2 separate regions of the Mus musculus genome follow, and region 2 is linked to region 1. A link is a contact called in ENCODE POLR2A ChIA-PET data. All regions are on one chromosome and are shown on one strand. The core of a region is the stretch at or near the end of the contact, and the rest is flanking DNA. Distances in the headings are between cores, read along the strand shown. Region 1 holds the start of Snx18 (sorting nexin 18). Region 2 holds the start of Arl15 (ADP-ribosylation factor-like 15).

Evidence for each region. ChIA-PET counts read pairs that join two places held with the same protein, here RNA polymerase II (POLR2A).
Region 2: POLR2A ChIA-PET joins it to region 1 with 14 read pairs in embryonic stem cell. The contact joins the promoter of Arl15 here to the promoter of Snx18 in region 1. POLR2A ChIA-PET finds 5 or more read pairs at or near these places in 3 of 5 experiments (Patski and embryonic stem cell).

Annotation. Positions count from the first base shown.
Region 1 is chr13:113,616,920-113,619,980 of GRCm38, forward strand. Snx18 (sorting nexin 18) reads right to left here and starts at 1,645. Exons shown (of 2, transcript NM_130796.4): 1 at 1-1,645. The coding sequence starts at 1,476.
Region 2 is chr13:113,793,030-113,796,090 of GRCm38, forward strand. It overlaps Arl15 (ADP-ribosylation factor-like 15), which reads left to right and starts at 1,479. Exons shown (of 5, transcript NM_172595.4): 1 at 1,479-1,667. The coding sequence starts at 1,620.

The sequences.
Region 1 (3,061 bases), core at 395-2,894:
GTCGTAGGCGTCTCCAGTGAAGGCAATGGCCTGATTCAGACCCACGGAGAAGGCCTGCTGATCCAGCTCAAAGGCTTGGCTGAGACCCCGGAAGGACTGGCCCACCTTCTGATACTCCTTCTTGAAGCCAGTCACCTGCTTGCGCGCAAACTCGTTGGCGGTGTGGTTGAGCTGCAACGCACTGTCGTCCATCTTCTTGGTGAAGCATTTGAAGCCATCTATCTTGCTCTCCACCTCCTGCAGGTCCAGGGCGGCGGCAGGTGGGGTGCTCAGAGTGAGGAAGAAGTTGGCGCCCACCATCTCATCCTTCTCAGCCTTCCGCTTACCCTGTTTCCAGGCCTTCTCATCAGTGCTGCTGGGGCAGGTCAGGAAATGCTGGAAGACGTCGCACTGCGCCAGCACCGGGTGGCTGGCCATGTGGTTCATCCACCAGATCAGACCCTTCCTGCGTTTGGAGATGAAGTCCTCTTCGAAGCGCCCGGTGGCCTGCTTCTCAGGCAGATGGGGCACCGAGATGACTGGGAATTTCTCCGCCAGGCGCGCATACAGCCAATCGAAGTGCTTATAGCGCCTGTGCACGGGCACCTGGGTATGCGTGGGCACCAGCTTGTAAGAGATGTAGCTCTTCATGCCCTTGAACTTGGTCTGCTTGGTGGGGTCGTCGATGGTGCACTGGAAGGGGTAGGGGTTCTCCTGCCACTCGGGGCCGTAGGGACCCAGCACCACGCACAGCTTGTCCCCATCCTTCACGAAGCCTGACGCCTCTCCCAGCACGAAGGCCTCCCCGCCCGACTTGACGAAGGTGGAGAAGCGATTGAGGTTGCGGCTCACCGTGGCCGAGCTCTTGGCTCCAGACGCTTGGTGCGCCGGGGGCGCCGAGACGCCGCGGGAGCCCAGAGACAGGTCCGAGCGGGTGGACAGGCGGTAGCGGCCGGCCGCACCGCCGCCCGCCGACGACGAGCCGTCGAGGTCCGGGTACGCGCCGCTGCCCAGCGCGCCTGGCTCATCGGCCACCGTGGAGCTGTCGTCCCACTCGTCGTCCCAGTCATCGTCGCTGCCCAGGCTGGCCTGGTATCCACCGTAGAGCTGCTGGGGCGACGGCTGCAGGGCGCCCCCGCCGTAGGGAAAGCCGGCGCCCGGCGGCTGGAAGGAACCGGGTGACGCCTGCGGCTGCAGCAGCGGCGGGAAGGCGGCGGGTGGCGCGGCGGGCAGAGGCTCGAAGCCGCCGGGCGGCACGTTGGCGTAGCGGGCCGGAGCTCCCGGGCCGCCGTCGGCCGGAGGGCCAGGCTCCGGCGCACGGATCACCTGCACGTAGGAGGCCGGGAAGAGGCCGCGGTCGCCGCGGCTGTTGATCCCTTCGAGCCAGCCCTCGATGTCCTGCTCGCTGCACAGGCTCAGCACCTCGTGCTCCCGCAGGGAGATCTCACCGGGGTTCTCGGACTTAAAGTCGTAGAGCGCCCGGGCGCGCAGCGCCATGGTCCCGAGCCCGGCGCCCCGAGCTCGGGCCGGTCCGAGGGCCCCTGCAGTCAGGATCCCCCCCCCGAACGCCGAAGGGAAGCCTGGAGGGCAGCGCACCGGTCCGCTCCCCGCTCCGCTCTCGCCCTCCGTGCAGCTCGGCTCGGCTCGCAGCAGCGACTGCAACTCGGGGCCGCCGCCGGCCGGGGGCGGGGCCCGGAGCGCCCACGTCCCCAGCAGAGCTAATCCATTGCCGAGAGCCGCGTGCCAGACGAGAGCAAGCGACGGCCGAGCAGCCGTGCCTGCGCCGACTCTGCGGCCGCCGCTGCCACCTTGTGGCGGCTACGGAAAAGGCGCGCGCTTGAGTGACCACGTGGTGGGTGGGAGGCTTTCAGAAGTGAATTATCTGAAATTGTTTAGATTTGTACGTTAGAAAATGTGGGGTAGGGTTTTTTTTGTTGTTGTTCTTTTTTTGTTTTTTGTTGTTTTTGGGGTTTTTGTTGTTGTTGTTTTTAAATAGATTATTTATATCTACGATAGCCAGCTGTTACTTCTCAGAGTAAATGCTCTTAAAATGACCTTAACCCAAGCTTGTAATAAAGGCGTTCACAAAGAAGATTAGCTGTTGCACTGATAAGTACGTCTTTGCCAGGGTTAATGTGTAGTAACTCACAAGATCCTCATCTTGTCACTAAAGGTGCGGTTCCCTTCCTTCCTGTACTCTCTGATCTTGTACACAAGGAGTGGAGCCTGGAACAAAGCTGGAATTCGGGAAGATCCTTGTTTGACCAGAGGCAAGGGTGGTGCAGGGAAAGAGAGCTGAGAAGTCTCCAGTGAACGTGCAGAGTTGGGTGCTAGCACACGTGCAGCGAATGAAAGCTCAGGCTTCAGGGCCCAGGGCGCAGGAGCCAGGCTCGGTTCTGGCTCTGACTGGCTGTATGACCTTGAGCCTGTCACTTGCGCTGTCCTTATCTCTGAGAGTTTGTGGATTGTGTGATAATGGCTTTCTTATCTTACAGGTGACTGAAGTGAAATGCTAATATACTCGGTAAGCACTGTCCACTTGTTGGCTGCGGCTGTTATGAGGGGAAACGCGATCTCTGGCCTCTTTTCTAAGAGAGAAAGAAGGGTCCTAGAACTAGTTATAACTAGAGCTGTCATAGGTGTGGTACGCAACAGGCTTACAACTTTACACTTCCTCCTAGGTCATTGACAAAACCTCTCCTTTTCAATAAATTTATGTTAAGTAGATCAAAAATCACTTCCTGAGAGTTTAATAGACGTATGTCAATATCCCGTGGTTGCCTTGTTTCAAATCTTTTCCTTCAATATGTAATTTGCCCAAGGCTTATTTTCTCACGCTCCGCTTACTGAGTCTAGCCTAATCCTTTGAGGATACCTCTAACTGGAGTTCTACAGTCACGTGTCATGAATTTCCGCCTGCCCTCTGACCCCTTCTATGGCAATCCAGCAATCAGACCAGAAGATTCCATTCTCCTAAGCACGGCAGCTAACTTAGCATCCTGTTCAAAGCCACTAACGAAAGTACACCACACTCGGCACCCGCACTGGGCCTCCTATTGCACAGCCTTAACTCAATCTCCTG
Region 2 (3,061 bases), core at 229-2,728, 180 kb after region 1:
CAAAAGATATGGCACCCTTTTAATATTCATTTTTGAATACACGTGTACAGACAGAGCTGGCCTTTATTGATATAATTTTCAAGATATATGTGTTTAAGTAATAACTTCTTAAAAGGAGTTGTTCTGTTTTGTTTTGTTTTACTCCAGGGTTAGTAAGTCTCAGTTGCACTAAGCCAGTAGATTCAATTTTGATTTTTATTTTCTTGCCATTCTATATTTTACTCCTCTCCATACCCAACTCCAAATGGCATGCTTATCTTGTCTCACCTTTGCCTTGACTGTCCTTTCTAGCCTGAATCTTGGAGGTGAAAGAAAAAAAATCCAGAACTGACCGTTGTCTTTATCTCGCTTGACTCCCATTTTCACTCAATTCCAAGTAATTCTTTTTTAAAAAAATTTTAAAATTTTTCTATTTTTTATTTTTTGGTTTTTCGAGACAGGGTTTCTCTGTATTTCTCTGGCTGTCCTGGAACTCACTCTGTAGACCAGGCTGGCCTCGAACTCAGAAATCCGCCTGCCTCTCTGCCTCCCAAGTGCTGGGATCAAAGGCGTGCACCACCACTGCCCGGGCCCCAAGTTTGTTTGTTTGTTTTTTTGAGACAGGGTTTCTCTGGATTTCTCTGTGTAGCCCTGGCTGTCCTGGAATTCGTTCTGTAGACCAGGCTGGCCTCGAACTCAGAAATCCACCTGCCTCTGCCTCCCAAGTGCTGGGATTAAAGGCGTGCGCCACCACCGCCCGGCTTGCTTTTTTTTTTCTTTTTTTCTTTTTTTTTTTTTTAATTTAGGAAACGCACAAGTCTCAAGTGCACCGGCTCTGTTTTTCCTAAGATAAGGTTCACAAACAGTATTACTTGGGTCCTTTAGAGGACTTTCACAATCCCACCGCTCATTCTATTCAGGTACATTGGATTAAGCATGCAAAGATCAGATGCCTGTCTCCTTCAATGTTTGGGGTGATCAATTTACTTGTGAGTCTCTAGGTTCCTAGTCTGGACTGCACTGGTGCTGAGCCGCAGGAAGGTCAAGTTCAAGTTGTCCGCCGTAGCAGACACCCACACCCTGGAGGGTCAATGCAGTCCCCAGTACTGCACAGTTTGCCTTCTTTAAGGTGTCTGCCCTTCTAATCCGCAGGTCCAGGGCGTTTCAAGGCCACAGGAAGGCGCTCGGGGCAACTGCCTCCCACCGCCCTGGGCTGCTTTCTTAAGGAGGGGTGGGCGGGGACGCCGCCGCCGCTGCTCTTCAATCTCAGGCAGGCTGCTTGCCGGGTCTCGAGCGGACTAGAGGCTGAGAGTCGGCCTCCCGGGGCCGCAGCGCGTTTCCGCCCGCCCCTCCCCCAGCAAACAGGAACCAGCACCGTCCCGGGTCCCGCGCTTCTCTGCTGCCCTCCACCGGGGGGACTGCCTTTTATAGACACTCCGGCCAATGAGCGCGCTCCTTTTCCTCGGCCCGCCCTCCCAGCCAATCGTCGCTTCCCTGGTGTAATCTTCGGCTCCTCGGCTGCTCTCGGCGATCTTCGCTGTTGCTGGCTTTTTCAGGAGCTGCTCGCTGGCAGCCCGAGACGCTGCTGCTTTTTTTTTTTTTCCGGGTTCGGAGCCATTCCGGATGCTTTAGGCTGCCGGATGTCTGATCTCCGGATAACTGAGGCGTTTCTGTACATGGATTATCTGGTAGGTGCGGGGCGCCGGCGGCATGTCGCCTCTCGGATCTCGCGGTGGCCCATGGCCCCCTGCCTGGAGCAGCAGCCTCTCGGCTTTCTTTCTTTGGGATGGGATGCCTTGGGTTGCTTTCTCCCGGGGCTGGCTCTGAGGGGCGGCGGCGGGGGGAGAGGACGGGCTGACAGGTAAAGGCGCGGAGGGGACCGGCGGGACTGCGGGAGATGGGGCCACGCTCCGCGCGCCTCTCCGCGCTCCCGGCGCAGGACTTTCTTTCCGGGGAAGCTGGAGTTTTCCGCTCTCCTCTTAGCAGAACTCCAAGAGCTATTAAAGAGCCATAAGCAGAATGGCTCGCTAAGTGCCTGGCAGGTCCGGTCATTTGGTCGTTATTAGATCTCTAAAGGAATGACCTGGGTCGTGGCGGGATTTTAAAAACACATTACCAGAAAGTAGACTGGACTAAACCACATTGCAACCCGGCCTGAGCAGGATTGGGCAGGGACAGGCATTGCCCCGCGGCTGTGGTTGTGGTGCACGCCGCTTTTGTGCATGGTGTGCATGGTTTGGCAATCGGTTTGAGATCAGCCCCGTGCTGGGAAGTTTAGGTAGGAAAAGTTTTTTTAGCACAGCGCTGGAACGGAACACTTAGACGTGTTTCTAGAATTGTGCAAGCCTCGTGTTTTCGTTCCAGAAATTGTATTTCCACAGAGCTGCCTGTTTGTGGTCAAGCAGATCCTTTTTGACATGAACCGTGTTCGATCCTGCCCATTTTCTGCGTGGATGGTGTCAGAACGAACGGCTGTTGCCATGCAGTGCTGAAGTAGAGGGTTAGAAGTGTTGGCCCTTCTGTCATCCTGTAGGACACATGGTTTTTCCACTGCAGATTGGCCTAGCAGAGATTTGTCAGTGCCTTCTAGGAATTACACTTAAGGCTGTACGGAGAAAGACCGAATACTTTCCAGACCAAGAAAGAGAGGGCTGCGTTGTAACGTTACCAGTGTATGAGGGTTTATTCAGGTGTGTAGAAACTGGCAAGGATGGAGACCAGTTAGTGCGCGACCTTGAGAACAGAGCCGAAGTCAGAGTCTCAGTTGAATTTTGGTTTTGCTGTCTATGTATTCATGGCAGTGACTTCTATCTTTGTCATAAAGGGGTGTTATCGCTGCGCCAGGTTAGGTGGGCTATCTGTGAACATTCTTTAAGCGTCCTTGTAGGTTGATGATTCTCAAATATGTCCAGGAGGCTATTTTGAAAGTTAAATGGTTGGTTGATTTGTAGTTTACCCATATCATGCTATGGCTATGTCTTGTAATCTGCCCCACAAAACGCCAGTTTGCTGAGAAAAAAAAATTACCAAATAAGAAGAAAGTATAGGGCATCTTACCTGTACTGCTAATTTTGGATACTTA